2 separate regions of the Homo sapiens genome follow, and region 2 is linked to region 1. The links are chromatin loops, found by intact Hi-C in ENCODE. Cell type or tissue: ovary. All regions are shown on one strand. Each heading gives the region's core, and the rest is flanking DNA. Links, peaks and the distances in the headings are about the cores only. Region 1 holds the start of LOC124902574 (small nucleolar RNA U13). Region 2 has its middle 19 kb from the start of CDH23.

Region 1 (9,021 bases), core at 227-8,226:
TTTTTCTCCCATGTTCAATTCTGGTCGGGACAGCCCAAGGCTGGTATGATGTTCTATGGCATTAGGAACCCAGTTGCTTCACTTCTGTGCAGCTTTCATGGCCAAGGCCACCTCATAGTGCAAGACGGCTGTTGTAAGTCCAGCCATTACATCAGTAGGAAAAAGCAAGAGGAGAAGGAGGAAATGCCTGTTGCCTGTACGAACACTTCCTGGAAGTAACATACATTGCTCTTCTTACATTGCATTGGTCAAAACTTAGGCATGTGACCACATCAGCTTGCAGAGCAGGCTGGGAAATGTAGTCTTTCAATGTAGCTTTATCTCAGAACCATGTGCCTGCTAAAATGGGAGGTTCTGTTATGGAAGACAAGGAAAATGAATCCGAAGGGATAATTAGTCTGATCACCATGGGAGAGATTGCTGTGACTTGGGAGTTGGTGGGTTTCAAGAAAGGGGAGGAAACGATCCAGGTAGAAGAAAAAGGCTGGGCAACGGCAGAATGGGAGGAAAGTTCAGGTGTGTATGACAAACTGTGAAGCTGTGTTTGGGGCACAAGTAAGAGCAAGAGGTCTTGAGATCATTGCCTGGGGCCTTGAATGTCCAGGTGAGGAGTCAATTTTGTTTAGTTGACAGGGCTGCTCACTTTGCTGGGTGGCTTTTCCAGAGAGGTGGGGGCAGTAGGGGAAGAGGATTAAGGAAAAAAATTATACTGACACTCGTTAAAACAGTAAGGAAAGCTTTATTTAAGACTATTGTAGTAGGGGAGATAAATGGAGCTCAACTCTGAAGAGGAGATGGGGATTTATAGCCAAGGAGCAGCATGAGGGCTGGAGGATGGAACATTTCTAAGAGGAGACGTCAAGGCGAGGCCTCTGCTTGCTGAAAGCAGGCCCAGGACTTACACAGTCAACCCTTGAACAACAAGGGTTCACTTTAGATGCAGATTTTTGTTTCAGCCAAACATGGAAAATACAGTATTTGTGAGTTGTGAAACCTGCATATACAGAGGGCCGACATTTCCTATTCCTGGTTCTGTAAGACCGACTGAGTATGCTTGGGTTTTGGTATATGGGGGGATCCTGGAACCAATCCCTTGGGTATACTGAGTGGGGTGAGGCGCTTGATCAGATGTGAGATAAGGGAATATTCTGGCTCAACTGGCCCAACAGAATTCTTGTTGAAAGCAGGTCTAGGACTTACACAGTCTACTGTTAAACAATATGGGTTTGAATTGCAGGGGTTCATTTATATGTGAAGTTTTTCAAACAAATGCTGATGGAAAATGTACTATTAGTGGAGTTCAAAACCTGATTACAGGGAGAGCTGGGTTCCACAAGGCTGGCTAGGGACCTGAGTATGTGTGGATTTGGGTATAGGTGGGAGTCCTGGACCAATGCCCTGAGTATATGGAGGGACAGCTATACATCAGAGGTGGGGAATGAGGAACTTGATCAGATCTCAAAGGTGGGGGGATGCTGGCTAATCTGACTTTGAAGGATTCTTGGCTAAGACTGAGTTGGGCAGGCAGAAGTCAGGACTGGGGGGTCGGGCCAAGGTCGAGGATGGGGCTCAGAGGAGCCTGACGAAAGTTAGGTCAATGAGAGTCTTGGTCAGGAGCCTCCGTTTCCACGGCTGCCCCAGGCTGGTGTCTGATCTCACTTGAGAGCACGGGGAGGCAAGGGCTTCTCCGACAAATGCCGAGATGAGATGTTGCCAGCTGCCCAGCTGTGCCCTTCTTCTCCAGGGGAGCATCAGAAACAAGAAGGGGGTATGCTAGCACCCCAGCCGCACCTTCCAGTGGCCCAGGAGGTGGCTCATCACTGCTTCCCAGAAGGAAATCCTTGGCCTCGCCCTGAGGAGCTGTCCTCAGTTTTATAGGCATGAATCTGCCATAGTGAGGGAGGCATCCCTGTTGTCCATCTCAAGGACTCACTGCAGCTACACATGTGGGTCACCCAGGCAGCTTCTTAAAAAATACCAGTCCAGAGTCCTTTTGTAGTTCATGAGTGTGATGACTGGGTTTCCACGCACATGTGTGAGATGGGCCTCCCTCAAACCTTGTTATGTCATCGGCACATTACCCGTCCGATGAAAAGGAATAAAAATACCAATGCGGGCCACGCCCCAGGGATTCTGACTGGATTAGCCTGAGCTGGGGTGTGAACATTGATATGTTTACAACTTCACACTTCCACACTCCTGTACTCCACCCCTCAACTCCCCCCATGATCTGACACCTGTGAGGGCCTTTTCTGTTAACTGAGGAATTCACAGATGCCTCCCAGGGCCAGAGCAATGGGATATAAACCATTTCTACAGCTGAGGAAGTGCCACAGGAACGCCGCAGAGTAGTTTACAGCCCCTCAACTCAAGGTGTGTCCTTGGACCAGCAGCCTCACCTGGGAGCTTGTTAGTGATGCAGTCTCCCACCCACTCGAGGCCAATTGAGACAGGGCCTTCGAGCTACCAAGCCCCTCGGGTGACTGAAGGGCACAGTAGAGTTTGTGGTGCACTGGACAGGGCTTGGCTGTGTGAACTCTCCATGCTGCCTCATATTTCTGGACTATATTAGTACTTTTTTTTTTTTTTTTTTTGAGACAGGGTCTTGCACTGTCACCCAGGCTGGAGTGCAGTGGTGCAGTCAAGGCTCACTGCAGCCTCAACCTCCCTGGGCTCAAGTGATGCTCTTGCCTCAGCCTCCTGAGTAGCTGAGACTACAGGCACACACCACCATGCCTGACCAGTTTTTTTGTATTTTTGGTAGAGACAGGGTCTCACTATGTTGCCCAGGCTGGTCTCAAACTCCTGGGCTCAAGAGATCCGCCCGCCTCAGCCTCCCAAAGTGCTGGGGTTACAGGCATGAGCCACCACACCCGGCCATCTTTCTGGTATGTTAAAGGAAGATATTATAATACCACCACCAACTTCTTAGGGCTGTTGTGAGGATTAAGTAAATTAATATGTATTAAAAAGCACTTAGGACAGGGCCTGGCACCCCTATCTGAAGTGCTTTATAAACACTATTATTGTGATGATCATTTGAGGGATGGGCCCATACTTCTAAGCTGCCTGCAGCCCTGGTGCATTTCCACAGGCGCAGGCTTAGCCGGGGTGCTTTACAATCCGCTTTTATTTACCAGTGACTCCAACGTCCCAGCTTTCTGCCAGCCGTGGTAAATCACCTGGCCTACTGGGCTTCCTCCAGAAGGTCCCTGCCTGTCTCGGCCGGCACAGAGCTAGATTGCGTGTGCACCTGCCCTGCCCCTCCTCTGTCCACTGCCAGGTCCCCGGGATCAAGCAGCCTCTGGAGGGAGGGGTGTCCAGGCCTGGCTCTGGGAGCAGCCCTCGCCTCGTGTACTGCTTTCACCGCAAGGCGATCCCTTCCCAGCTGCAGGCACTTGGCATTCTGAGCCCTGCTACGATGCTTTATGGCCTCTCTCCAACTGCTGGCAGGTGCAGATGTAGTACCTTCAGCTGCCCGGAGCTCCTGGCTCTTGGCATCGGAGATGAGAGACCTGTCACCCCTCGATTCATGGGCCGGGATTGGGAAGCGAGCATGCTGAGGCATTTCTGCATTTTGCGGGCCATTTCTCTTTGCCTCATTCCTCATCCCAGCCACCCACCTCCCCAGCTCTTTCCTCCTCTCTTCCTGATTTCCCTGTGAGAGGCTGCCCGTCTGCCCTGTCACCTGAGGGCCACTTTAGGGGAAGGAGGGGGAGAGTCAAATTGGCCTGTCTCTAGCCACCACCTGCAACTCAATTAGCTGTGGGTCTAGATGTTTATTCTTTCCTGTACTTTCCTTTGAACATTTTCTGGGGATGGATGCCATTTGATGGGGAGCTTGACCCAGGAGGAAGGTTTACCCAGACACCCTCTCCCCCAAATTATGTCACTTTCAAGGTCAGCGGGCTCATTTCCTTCTGCCTGGACAAATGTGGGGATGGCTTAGAAAGTATCCTGCTCACTCTGCCCTCCTGTCTCTATTCTCTGGAATAAGAACCTCCAATAAATATATCACAGGTGTATTGGCCCAGGGCAAAACAAAATTTAGAGCATAAATGAGGAAGAATTGATAAGAGAAGATGGCACAGGGGCCTGCAACAGCCGCCATTGCCTGAGCCCGACTCTGGGCCCACCATCCTGGCAGGGGTATTGCATGTGTTGTTTCTCAGCCCTGCAATGCAGATCTTAGTAACCATTTTCTTAAGACAAAAAGCCAGAGGCTCAGAGAGGCTAGGTAACCTGCCTGAGATTACACAGCTAGGAAGGGCTATAGGGAATTTCACGGGGCATTGAGGTGGACAGATGATTACAGACTCATTCATACTCAGAGAGTGGTATGTAGGGTACTATCCTGGAGATTCCCCACCCCCCACCCCCACACTTTGACTCCACCAAACACCATCTTCCTTCCTTTGGAGAGCCTGCCCCTGGTCTGGCCTCCTTTTCCAGCCTGAAACCCCAGGTGCCTGGGTTCTACACCTGGGTCCTGGACCCAGCGTCCCTTGTCCCTTCCCTACCTGACCTGTTTAGCTGGAGGTCCTCCCCGGCTCTGGGGTTGTAAGCCATCCCCTGCCCTGTGGGGCCTCCTTGCCCTCCCCCAGGCTCTCCTGCAGGCCTGTATTGGCTGCCCTTGGCCAAGAACAAAACAGTGAGCTGGACAAGCCCTACTTCCTACCCCGGAGAGAAGAGTGTCTGCACCTTCTCCTGGCCATTCCTTGCTGCAAGGCCCCCACAGCCGCTCTCTACACCTTCCTTCCTGTGTACCTCGGTCTGCCCAGGGACTCCTCTCTGAGGGACTGCAGGATGCGGCCAGGTCATGAGTGGGACCTACAGCCCGACTTAGTGTCAGCAGGGCTGGGACCCGGGCTAGGCACTCTACTGATGCCCCTGTCCATCCCCCCATCTGACCAGGAGGTACCCCAACACTCAGTCCCAGGGGTGAGGCAGGAGACAGAAGCAGCTCATCCCTGGGCACGTCCCCTGAAGCCACCTCTCTGAGTTAGGGGCTCCATGCCTGGGTCTTCAGAGCTGCATCATACTTCCCCATCACGTTCCTGCCCTACAGCTCATGGAGACCGAGCGCTGGCTGGGTGGGAGCTCCTGCTCTCAGCACTTTGCCTGCATTATCTCATGCAGCGCTGCAGCACCCGTAGGTCAGGAACTGTTATCATCCACCATGACAGATGAGGAGGCCTCCCCCGCTGGTGAATAAAACTCTCTTACTCTACATCCTATGCCCCTGGTACACCTGGCATGACACCCAACACATAATAGCACATAAATATTTGTCACATTAGTTATTGTAAGTCTGAGAAGGAAAGCTCCACAACCCAATCCATGATAGTGATGCCATGGCTCTGCAAGGGAGCAGAAGAAGATCTGGGAGTCACAGTGGCTACCAGTAAAGGAGTTTTGATCTTTCAGGTGTGTTGGCATAGACATGAAGTGGGGTTCCTGCCATAGGGAAGGTAGCCAGGTTGTCCTGGTTCAGCAAGTGGGGGACCTAGGGCATCCCCTCCCCTTATTTCCAGTTCCTTAGTTCTGGTCCAGTCTCTCAGCCCTGCAAAGAAGCAAGATAGCATACTTGGGATCTGCCCTTGAAGGGCTGACCTCCCAATCCAAGGAGGAAGTGTTCAAAGGAAGCAGGATGAGCTTGTGTGGAGAAGAGGATACTGGAGGACAGGTTATCAGAGGTTACCAAGTCCCTGCCATGCAGCCTGTACCCACCTCCCGCTTGACCTGCCATCTTCTTTTTCCACATGACATCCTGGTGAGCTAGGTGCTGCCATTCCAGTTGCCAAATGAAACCAAGGCTCACAGATTTTAGGCCACTGACCCAAGGTTATTTGCTAGCAAGTGATAGAACTGCAGAGCCCATGCTTATAACCAGCGTGTTCTCCAAGCTATCTGTCTACCTTGGCACGCTCAGCCCTGGCTGCACATCGGGATCACCTGGGAAGCTTTTAGAAAATACCCCACCTGCGTGTGCCTGTAATCCCAGCTACCCAGGAGGCTGAGGCAGGAGATTCGTTGGAACCTGGGAGGCAGAGGCTGCAGTGAGCCATGATCGTGGCACTGCACTCCAGCCTGGGCAACAGAGCAAGACTCTGTCTCAAAAAAAAAAAAAAAAGAAAAGAAAATACCCCACATCCCACGTGTTCCACTCACCCAATTCTAATTCATTCTGAGGGGCCTGGGCACAAGCATTTTAAGTTCTCTAGATAAGGCTAATGTGTAGCCAGATAAGAACCGTGATCCAAGCCAGGTGTGGTCGCGTGTGCCTGTAGTTCCAGCTACTCAGGAGGCTGAGGTGGGAGAACAGAACAGTGAGCTTGAGCCCAGGAGTTCGAGTTCAGACTTGGCAACATAGTGAAACACCAGTCTCAAAACAAAAAGGACTATGATTCAAGTAAAATGTTACCACATAGGGAGAAAAAGCAGCTGTCCTCTGCCTCCACTAGAGTACCCATTAACCCATTAAACAGGCAAAGGCTACATCATGAGAGACTTAGGTGAGCCTTCTGGGAGAACTTCCTGCCATGCAAGTCGAGTTGTCAAACCTGGCAGTGAAGGGGACAGTTTCCCCCTTGGAGAATTAGGGCCACATCCTGTGGGAAGTCTAAGGAGTTGGCCTAGTCTACCTCGAGTGTGGGGTTCCTCATGGGACTCCCTACAAATGTAGGTGGTTGGAGGGTTCGGTGCTTGTCTAACGGAAATGCTCTGGGCTTGAGCTCCACCCGCAAGCCCACAGTTCCACGCCAGCCAGTGGTGGCCCCTGGAAGAGCCTTTGCCCTTTCTCTTGGTAATGCTCCCCTTTGCTGGGCCAGGGGGCCAAGGGATATAGTTAGGAGATGGGGGCTCCACAGCCACCCTCCTCTTCCTTCCAATTTCCCAGGCTCCTGGAAAAGGAGTGATAGGGCCAACTGGGCTCAACATGGGCATCCTACACCTGGGGTGGCACAAAGCAAGAGCAAGTGAAACTGGGAGAGCAGAAGAGAGGCAGTCCTGAGGCCCTGACCCAGCTGGGTAACCTCTCTGTGCTGTGTCAGGGAGTGGAGGCTCCCTGTTCCCAGAGGTTTAAAAGTCACAGGATATCTATTTGGTAAAGGCTCCACAGCTAGGTGAAAGGTGGATTGGTCCTGTCTCATAGGACCACAAGGTAGCTGGGAGGAACCCAGATTTGGCAACAGAGGGACTCTAGTCTAGCAGTGCCCTTACCCACTGTGTGGGTTGGAGGCATGCTCTGTCGCCCTTGGGCCTTTTGCCCACAGACCCACCTGGCAGCATTTACATAACGCTGCAGACACAGGTAGGGTGGAAAGTCCTGACAGTTATGGTGTGCCTTATAGATGGTGGCTCCTGCATGAGGACTTCACTAAATCCCAACATTCGCTGCCTTTACTAAGCTCTTACCATGTGCCAGGCACTGCTAAGGGCACAGATTCATTCATTAACTCAGCAATATTTATTAAGCAATCTACTGTGTACTAGAAGCTTTTTTTTTCATGATCTTTTGTTTGTTTTTTTTTTACAGCCCAAAGACATAGGTTTATTATACCCATTATACAGAGAAGGAAACCAAGGTTGAAAAGTTTAAGTCATTTGCTCCCAGGTACAAAGTAAGTGATGACTGGGACTCAGACCTGGGCCCTGTCAACCCAGGTATCCGTGATCTTAACCCCAGTGCTTTATATCAGCATTTTCGAAATTTTTTGGAGCATGATGGCTGTCTCACCTGGCAAGATATTTGTGTCTATAATGCAAACAACAGTTTCATGAAGCTGCGTCTGTACTTAAAAAAAGAAAACTCCACTCTGACTGCAGTTTCAAGGAGGAGCAAGTGATGCAACAGTGGCAGTGCTGGTTGTAAGCCATGCAGGATGAGGATGGAAAGTTTGTCCTTGAGTTTGACCTTGTGCAGGTTCATGGTGACCTTGGGGAGCAGCATCGTGGAGGATGGGGGGAGAGACAGAGGAGACAGCAAACTCAAGGAATTTTGCTTTAAATGGGAGCAGGACAATGAGGCACAAGCTGCAGGGAACTGTGATTCAGAAGGGGGAGAATTTTCTGTTCTTTTATTTTTAATACGAGAGACATAGCAGGCAGTTTGTGTGTGGAAGCAAATGATCCAGCAGAGAAGGAAAAACGCATGATGAAGAAGAGGGAGCATAGCTCAGCGAGGTCCATGAGCAGGCCAGAGGGCTCAGGTGCACAGAGAAGGGTTCCAGAAAAAGATGCAGACAGCTCACTCACCTTTAGTAAGAAAGAAGGCAACAAAGGATTAAATAGAATAAAATAAAATTCTGGTCGTGACCCATCAAATGAATTTCATATTCTTTAATGAGCTGTGCAACCTGTAGTTTGAAAAACCCTGCTCTGCCTGTTTCCCCTAACTTTGTAGCCATCTATGAGGATGCGTCATGTCCTCATTCCACAGAGGAGGAAAGTAGAGACAGTAAGTAACTCGTTGGTGCCACATAGCTAATAAGAAGGGGGGTGGCAGCCCAGGGTACCTGAATCAGTATCAGATTTCCTGGGACACTTGCCAAATACCCGGATTCCTAGACCCTTCCCTGATGGCTTTATCTCCCTGGGTGAGGCCTGGGCACTGTTGCCAGGTGGTCCTGTTGCCAGCTGGCCAGGGGAGCAGGTATCTAGGAGTCTCTCCTTTGTGCCAGGTGGTGTTCCTGCAGAACCGTTTTAGTGCTACTCAGATCTCTCTCCAAATGGAAACAATGTTTAGACTCCCTTTGCAATCCTCTTTTATTCTTTTTTTCTTTTTTCTTCTCTTTTCTTTTTCTTTTTTTTCTTTTTTTTTTTTTTGAGACACATTCTTATTGTATCGCCGAGGTTGGAGTGCAGTAGTGCGATCTTGGCTCCTGGGTTCACTCTGCCTCCCGGGTTCAAGTGATTCTGCTGCCTCAGCCTCCTGAGTAGCTGGGATTACAGGCGCCCGCCACCACACCTGGCTAATTTTTGTATTTTTGGTAGAGATGGGGTTTCACCATGTTGGCCAGG
Region 2 (9,021 bases), core at 499-8,498, 50 kb after region 1:
AGCAACACTTTTTCAAACAGAAACTGAATTGACTGCATTTTCTAATAATGTTGTGTGAATTACGAATGCAGAACTCTGGCCTTGTCTTTCAGAAGACAGATGTCTGTGGCTTGCTTTCTGCTTATAAAGCTCTGGGAGAAAGGAATAGGACAGGTCAAATGTCAAAGTGTGCTGGCCCTGGCCTGTTGTGAGGATGTCGGGAAATTTCCCTTTCCTTGCTTTCTGCTGCTCAAGAACCTCAGGCTCTGCCCTGTTGGGTAAGGAACAGCCACCTCGATTCTTGAAATAGGGGAGTCAGGACACAGGGCTTGGAATCAGAGAACTCTGAACCTCAGTATCCTCATCCGTAAAATGGAGATATTAATCCTGCATGCCTCGACATTCTGATCCTGTCAGAGTGCCTTGTGAACTGCAAAAAGCGTATCAGATATTAGCTCTTATTATTATCCTGCCCTTAGATCCATTTGCACCCCATCCTATGGGACAAGGAGTCTGTAGGACCAAAGGGACATGATAACCAGGAGCTCACAGCCCTCTTCCCTTCTGCCATGCTCTGGGTACGTGGGACACTTGAATCCCTTGCCTAAATGGGCTTGAACCTATAAGGAAGGGCTGGGAAGGCCTTTTCCCAGACCCATGGCCCCAAGGGCAGACTGCTAAGGGCACACCTGGGTGCAAGGAATGGCTGTTTGCAAGGGGTGCAGAGTTGGGACTTATAGGTTGGGATATCTACATTCGTTCACAGGAGACCCTTCTAGATGTGGGACTGAGCAGAATTCTGAGAAGTCAGAGAATTCTAGATTCCAACCTGACCTTCCAGGTTGTTATAAAGGTATATATGTGTCAAGGTAGAAGGGAGAAGATATTTTAAGTTTAGTCATTGATGTGTAACTTACATATGAAAACACCTGGTATAGGGCCTCCATTTGTATTATTGTCCTGGGCCCATTTTCATTACTAGAAGTTTGAATTCACTTCCTTTGAGCCAGGCAGACCTCTTGCTTTCCTCATTATTTGTACCTCTCTTCCTATTTCCCTCTCCTCTGTCTTCCTAAATATGCATAGCTGAGCCTTATTAGGATATATAGCCAGGATTGGTAGAGATTTAGGGGGCTCCCTTTCCTCTCTCCCTTTAACCATTTCCCACCCCCTCAGGACATGCGTGACAGATGATAGGCAGGGGCCAAGGGTCCTCTCTGGTCAATGGCTGGCCACCTTTTTACCTCTTAAGAGGTTTCAAGATAATGATATCTGTGTAACTTCATGGTAAGAAGATAGAGCTCCATTCTGCTCCCGCCATGGTAACCCGAAGGTAAGCCAAGAGGCTCCATGTTGGGGTGTGTGTGTGTGTGTTGTGGGAAGCAGGCCTGAGAAGCCTAGATTTTTGGGCAGAGAACTACAAGAAGAGTAATGTTGCCTGCCCCTGTCCCCATCTCCATCCTGGAAGGGTGCAGGTCCTCAGCTGGCAGCGGGAGAAAGGCAGCTGGTGAAAGGCAGCAGCCAGCGACTTCACCACTTTGAGTTGGGCCCCTTCTGGTGTAGAACCTGGATCCCCTAACCTCCTTGGCTTGCCGCTAGCGTGTCATTATCCACGTTTTGCTCCATGTAAAACCCTCTTCCAACATCCCCTTCCTATTCAGACACTGTTTGACAGTGCAGAGACTGGTCCAGAAATGGGGTCGCTTGCCTCTGTGAGTCAAGCCTCTCCTGCTCCAGAAAGTAAGATGAGAATAGCTGCTCCCCGCTTGCTTCTTGGGGTCCTGGGAGGATGCAGCAGTAGTAGAACAGCTTTTGGTACATATCAAATCCTGCTGAACAGCTCATCTCACCTATGCCTGAGATGGCGATAATGCAGAGGAGGAATAGCGCAGGTGGGAGTACAGAAGTAGCAGGCTTGTGAGAGAGCTTTGTGAACTGCAAAAACCCTATCAGATATTAGCTCTTGTTATTATCCTGCTCTTAGATCCATTTGCACCCCATCCCACCTGCCCCACCGACCCTAAGAGAATCAGAGCAAATGCTTGTTATTAGACATGAGCACTGAAGGCTCCAAGGACTACTGCGGCCACCGTTTCTCCACATGTGGAAAGAGTGAAGTGCTGGTACTGTGCTGTGTGACTTTAGGTGCTACCAAGCAGAGTATTAAACACAGAACTGCAGCACGTCCAAGTTCTCCCCTTTTCAGTACGTTCAATCCTGATTACCCACAGGAGAAACTTGCAGTTTAGTGCTTGCATTCTTCAACACCTCACTAAAACTCAACAGTTTCCCTTTTTAACAAAGAGATCAAGGTTTTGCCCACTAGAATTGAAAACAATATTTTAATTTTCATCTCTTTATGTGGTTTCTTACTTTCTATTTACGCCAGGTGATAGTGGTTTTCCATTAAAGTAATGACATACAGATTTTAAAAGTAAATATAAGTAAATCAACTAAAAAAATCAATTTAAGAAGCACTTTAAAAAAAATGCAGGTGGTACTCGGACGTGACTAATATTATTCATTTCATAGGCAAGGAAATGGAGAATCAGGCAGGAATCCCCAAACCCCAGAGTGGTATAAGCTGACATTTAGGAAGAACACAGACGGCTGTCTCCCCTGAAAGCCAAACAGATACTCATGGGCCAGGTAAGTTCTCCCTTTCACATTTAGGACCCCCATTAACAAGAGTCTGCCTTTTGTGGTTGGTGTTTTCACCATTTTCATTTTAGCCAAGAAAAATAAGAACTTCTGGGGCCACTGATTGATCCCTTTAAATTGAGGGCAGAAAGCTGGCCATTTTTCAGAAGCGAAGAGCGTCAGCAGTGGTGTTAGGTATAACTAGAAGAGGGGGAAGAAGGGGCAAAAATAGAGGTGGGGCAAAGTGTAAACAGGAAATAGAAGACACAAAGCCAAACCAGCTTGAACATTTTTAAGGACTTGAAACTCCAGGGAGTGGTGGAAACAAACTCCAGATTGTTCCTGTCCTAAGTAAACACGGCAATGTGTCTCTTACAAAGCTCTGACCACAGCCACTCTTTGATACTGATAGAACTATTGCTTATTGAAACTACTATGATGATTTGCCCACTAACCTCCACTGGGCCCTCAGTAGCTGCCAGGCACCTGGCTAAGACTGAACATCCTCTTGTCAATCCTCACAGGAAGACTTGAAGTGAAAATTGCAGGCTCTGGACTTGACTAGCCTGGGTTGGAAATCTGGCCCTGTAGAGCTGTGTCAGAGCAAATCAAATTCTTCCCTGAGCCTATTTCCTCATTCATTATACCCATTCTACTAAATGCATGTAATAACTATTATACCTCTTAGATTTCAACATTAGACCATTTATCAGGGGTAGGAAGTAAGCAACCAATAACAATGTCACTTATTATTCACTGTTGGTATTATCAGTACCAGAAGGGCAAAGAAGCTTCTGAAGTTTGTCAACCTTAAATAATAAGATATAGAAAATATGACTAGCTATAGAGTTTATTCAAGCCCAAAGCTTGAGGATGGCCACCCAGGAGCATAGATTCAAGTTTCCCTGAATGTATATGCTGAGTAGCAGCAATTAGAAGTGGGTTTTTGTTTCTGTGTTTTTTTGTTTTGTTTTGTTTTGAGATGGAGTCTCCCTTCGTTGCCCAGACTGGAATGCAGTGGTGTGATCTCAGCTTATTGCAAACTCCACCTCCTGGATTCAGGAGATTCTCCTGCCTCTGCCTCTGCCTCAGCCTCCCGAGTAGCTGGGATTACAGGCACCTGCCACCACGCCCGGCTAATTTTTATATTTTTAGTAGAGGCGAGGTTTCACCATGTTGCCCAGGCTGGTCTCGAACTCCTGACCTCAAGACCTCACCCTCCCAAAGTGCTGGGATTACAGGCGTGAGCCACCGCGCCCGGCCCTGTCTTTTCTCAAGGTCACTTGGCCCAGTGTCACAGAGCTGAACCAAGATGGTTAGGCTGAGGGATAGGTCCCGAAGTGCTCAGATCTCCGGGCCTCAAGGCCCAGGCTGGGGTGGCACGGCAGGGGCTGATGGGGAGGTGCCCAGGCCGCCGGCGGATGCTCCCGGAAGATGCTCTAAGCTGCCGCTCCAGGTATCCCCTGGGCTGAGGCTACCTGGAGACGCCCACGGCAGTGACACACCAAGCGGGGTATGGCGAATCGTCAGGTCCGCAAAACCACCCAGTTCAGCAACTCATGGCTATGCCGAGCCCGCCGCGCTCAGCTCGGCCAGAAACAGCTCCTAGAGCCAGGGACTGGACCGCCCCCGCTGGCCTCTGGCAGGCAAACAGCCACCGGCCACGAAATAGATGGCCGCGAGGGCTTCCGGGAGCCGCGGGGCAGGCCGGGAGCCGGGCCGCACAGCCAATGCCCGCGCGGGGGCCGTCGGTAGTTACCCGGCAACGAGGTGGACGCCCAGTAGAGGGAGCGGAGCCAGTAGGGCTGGAAGAACTGGCAAGAAAGCCCTAGAGAGAGGCGACCTGCCAATTTTGGAAGCGGCTTTTTGTTTTGTCCCCAGATCACTCATTCCTACCTGGTCTTGGAGGAAGATCGTCAAGGCAAATGATAAGAAACAGAAATAAACCAGGGGAACAAATAATGATAAAAAAGATACTCATATTTGTTGAGCACTTACTGTCGGCCTGGCTCTTTGCAAGGATTACTTAATTTGATCATCTGATTTTGCTGTCCCAAGTTGTAAATGAGAAAATAGGAGTTTAGACAGATTAAGCATCTTGGCCAAACTACCTCAAACTAGGGAGTGTCAGAGCTGGAATTTGAACTTGGGTGGGCATGAACTCAGGTGGCTTGAGTTCTTAATGAGTCAAACCGTGGACACTCATTTCAGTTCAGCAAACCTAAATCTGTGTTCCTACTAGGCCATGCAGGGCCAATCCAGGTTTTATGGGGTCTGAAGCTTAGACAATGTTGGGGGGGGGGGTCCTCTTTTGGAAAAAAGAATAAAAAATTACAAATATAAAGTTAGGTACAAAAATGAACTTAGAATGTAAAAAGAAATCATAACAAAATATTTTTGCTAATTTTACAAAAATATACGACCATATGAATGCATAGCTAGGGACTCAACGAAGCCGTCTTTGACCCTTAGCTTCCCTTGAAATCCTTCAGTCAGATGTCAAACTACCTTGCAAGCTTCTCTGCGGTTCTCCTCCCACCCTGTCTCCCAGCCAAAGGACCTGAGACCCTAGCAACAGGCTTAATAGGGCTTTTCTGGCCATAGGAGCGATTTTAGCCTGAGTCAACTTGAGTGCCAGAGGGTGAATGCCCTCAGAAGCAGCTCCCAAATACTGATGAACAGGGAGTTGGTGGATAAATTCCCTAGCTTCCTCATCCCTCAAGTGAGATCATGCTGAGACACTTTGTGGTTCTTAGGGTGTAGTCCCAAACCAGCAGCAAACTGTACCACTTGAGAACTAGTTAGAAATGCAAATTCTTAGCCTACTACTACCCTGTACCTACTGAATCTAAAATTGTAGGGGCTGGGGCCCAGTCATTGGTGTTTTAACAAGCCCTCCTAGTGAGTCTGTGCTGAAGTTTGAGAACGACTGTTCTGCTAGGCTGTTCCCCAGAGCTCCCTTATGGGCTTGAGCTCCCGTTGTCTACAATGGTAACCTGCTTGATAACACATCTTTTTTTGGTCTCCTTCCCTTTCTTGTCTCACTTCCTCATTCTTCAGCTGGAGCTTCCTGAATTCACTTCTAATAAACGACTTGCACTTTAATCCTTGTCTGGGATCAGCTTCTAGAGAAACACCACCTTAGATGAGAACAACTAGGGGAGGTGTCATTGCCCAGTGAGGAGGAGGACGATGGCTGGCTTCAGGGAGGACCAAATGCTCTGCCAAATGCTTTGCTCTCATTGTCTGCTTCACCCTCACAATGCCTCAGTTGAGAGGGAGATGTTGCCCCCCAACGGGGAAACTAGGGTTTGGAGGATTTAAGTGGCTTGCCCAAGAATTTGAATCCAGGTCTGAGTCCAAAAGGTGAGCTCCTTACCAGTGAGGGCAGAGGGCCAGCCCATGTTTTGCTCTCTTGTCATTCCTCCTCTTCTCAGAGCAGGCAAGCGTTAAATGAAAATTGTAGGAGGCCATTGTTTTGGACTAAGTTTCTGAATTAGGCCCCAGCAGACCAGGCTAAAAATCCAAAGGGAGTCACCCATGCTAAAGTTCCATGGCACTAAACCCAAACTAAGTAGTTACCTGAAAAGAGGTAACAGCCAATGTCCCAAACAGGCCAGTTCAAATCTCAATGGTCACAAGAGTGAATCCCCTCTGCTTTATTCCTTATATGAAAGAAGTAGCGTTGAGTAACCTGATGCTAATGAATCAGTTGTTTTTCTATCATTCTGTCTCCCTGTCCCCACCTCGTGAGGGAAGTGGCTCTGAAGCAACTAATAGGCTCTTTGTTCTTCTCTTCTGTTTCCTTCAGCCCTCTCTGTCTATAAAACCAACTCCCTCTGCTCAGCTTATCAGAACACTTATTCTATTTTATGGAATGAAGTGTTGCCAGATTCTATAATTGCAATAAAGCCATTTGAGATCTTTAAGCTAAATTTCTTATCATTTTGTCTTTTGATACAGGGATCCAGTTTTGTTGTGAGGAGTGCTATAGGCTGGACACTTTGGAAAAATCCCGAGTGCACTTTGTGGACACTGCTGGCCTGAAATAGTGGGGCACACTGGCCTGAGAGCTCCCTGGCTCCCAGTGCCTAAGGTCCTTTACCCCATACTCCCTCAAGGTCCATCCCTATACCCTCCAGCCCACAGCATGTGACCAAGCATGTGCCCCTTAACCTGGAGCTGGAACCCTTCCTTTCACAGATACCTGGAAATTGAGCCAGATCTGCATCCGAGGGACACTAGAAGGGATGGGGAGGAGCGCTTACCCCTGAACTCTGTTTTGTCTCATGTTTGGAGGCCCAAGGTCATTTGGTTCTTCAGATTTCCAGCAAACTATAGCTCTCACTCCCTTCCCGCATGCCCTCACCCCACGGCTTTTACACTTAAGAGGAATGGCCCTGCCTTCTCTGGGCCCACAGCTCCTGTGGCTTGAGGTTCCAGCCGTCTTGTTAACAATTTTTCTCCCTGCGATGTAGGAATGATGGCTGTGTTAACAGGTCGGGGGGCGGTTGGGGAGACACTAACAAGATGATAAACCTTGGTATTTGGCTCTGCTGCTGACTTTGAGCGAGTCCTTTTTTACCTCTCAGAGCCTTATTTTTCTCATCTGTAAAGTGGGGAGTCCTGCTCCCCTCCCCTGAGGTTGTTCTAATGAGGCCGTGCTCATAGTAGGTAAATAATGTACACACACAACATGGGCATGCACAGCGATGGGTGCAGGTTGCAATTGGGACTTCCCTCTGTTCCCTCCATCACAATTGATGAGGGACTTTGGGGCTGATCTTGACTTCTCCAGGATCCTGGTCTCCCAGTAGGTTGCTAGTGATGCTCAAAAGGTAGGGGTCTCTCCCCAGGACACTGCCAGCCTGCCCTTCTGGGAGGAAGGAGACAGAAAGGGTTACTTTGGCAATCACGAGGCTTAAGGATGCCCCAATGCTTCACCCTGTCCCAAACCGACCCCCTACTCCCACCCCCAAGTCTAAAGTGGGTCCCTCTACAATAATCTCTCATCACGCCATTCATTCTTCCTTTGTGGCACTTATTATAAGTGCTAATTATTTATCAATATTTGTTTTTTTAAACAAAACTTTATTATGAAAAGTTTCCAACATTTACCAGAAAAACCCAAAACAGAACAGTATCACAGACTCCATATACCTATCACCCAGCTTCAACAATGATCAACTCGAGGTCAATCTTGTTTTATCTCTACCCCTACTCACTCCTGCCTCCTAGTATTAATTTGAGGCAACACATTTGTAAATGTTTTGGTAGGTATTGCTAAAAATAAGGGCTCTTGTATAAAACATAACCACAAATACATGTCATTATACATTTATCCAAACCCACAGAATGTACAACACCAAGAGTGAACCCTAATGTGAGCTATGGACTTGGGGTGATGATGGTGTGTCAGTGCAGGCTCACTACTGTATCAAATGCTCTGCTCTGCTGGGGGATGTTGATACTGTGGCAGGCTGTGCACAACGTGGGGGCAGTCTCTGTACCATCTTCTCAATTTTCCTGTGAACTTAAAACTACTCTAAAAAAGTTAAGTCTTAAAAAATAAAATCAAAAGAGCAAAGCTCCTGTTATTAAATCTAAAAAATGAACAATAATTCTTTGGTATGTGATTATTGTTAAATGTGTATCTCCCTCCACTGGGTTGGGAGCCTCATGAGAGCTTGCGTGAGGCCTACTAGGTCCTTGGTGAGTAATTGTTGGATGGATGGATGGATGGGTGGATGAATGGATGGAAGGATGGATGGATGGAGAAAAGGCAAAGGGAGCTGGGAGCCCACTTTGCTTTCCATGGATGCTGTCTGATCCCTTCAACACTGGGGTGTGATCACTGCCTTGCAGGTCCACAGACTGTCTCATCCTCTTGGATGTGAGCACCACCATGGAGCTGAAAACCTTTCTCAGTTTTTTTCGCTCCTAACCTGCCTTCCACAGAATCAGGCAAGTAGTCGCTAATCCTCTCCTGTTGGCTGCAGCCTGCTCCCACTGTGCAGCTAATTCCACCTTCCAACTTAATCATCATGCTTAGCACTTTCAATAAGGGCTTTTCATCTTCAGAGCACTGCTCAGCCATTAGCTGATTACTGTAATCTGTCCAACTCCCAAGACGTCAACCAGCATGGCAATGAGAGGCTTCCCTTATTCTCTTGGAGACTCAGTTTCCTCATCTGTAAAACTGGGTTAATATACCTAACTGGCATGGTCGGTGTAGGGTTTCAGTAAAATAAAGTCCAGAAAGTGTCTGGCACTGTCCTTTGACACCTAACAAGCCCTCAGTAATTGTTTATTATCTGTTTCCTGTATGGTGCAGAGGTTAACTCTCATTGGAGAGCCCAGAAAAATCTGGATTTGAATCCAGCTTCCTCCGCTTAAAGTTAC

Evidence for each region. Peaks named below come from ENCODE experiments on the same cell type or tissue, not always from the same donor. Only the 100,000 strongest peaks of a DNase experiment are listed, where the experiment ranks them.
Region 2: a loop joins it to region 1, with 3 times the contacts of the local background. A loop is called at or near these places in 73 of 110 quality-filtered maps.

What each region holds. Positions count from the first base shown.
Region 1 is chr10:71,323,341-71,332,361 of GRCh38, forward strand. All of the region lies in intron 2 of SLC29A3 (solute carrier family 29 member 3), which reads left to right. It overlaps LOC124902574 (small nucleolar RNA U13), which reads left to right and starts at 1,988; the gene lies at 1,988-2,091. RefSeq lists enhancers at 3,306-3,805, 4,186-4,761, 4,762-5,337. In ovary, for the core only: no CTCF peak of the experiment used is centred there; no DNase peak of the experiment used is centred there.
Region 2 is chr10:71,373,184-71,382,204 of GRCh38, forward strand. It overlaps a transcript of SLC29A3 not described here. Among named protein-coding and RNA genes, the nearest start is that of CDH23, 19 kb to the right of the region's middle. RefSeq lists enhancers at 151-200, 3,444-4,004, 4,060-4,209 and a silencer at 4,340-4,409. In ovary, for the core only: a CTCF peak has its summit at 4,333; a DNase peak (open chromatin) is centred at 4,328; H3K4me3 peaks cover 802 bases; H3K27ac peaks cover 2,860 bases.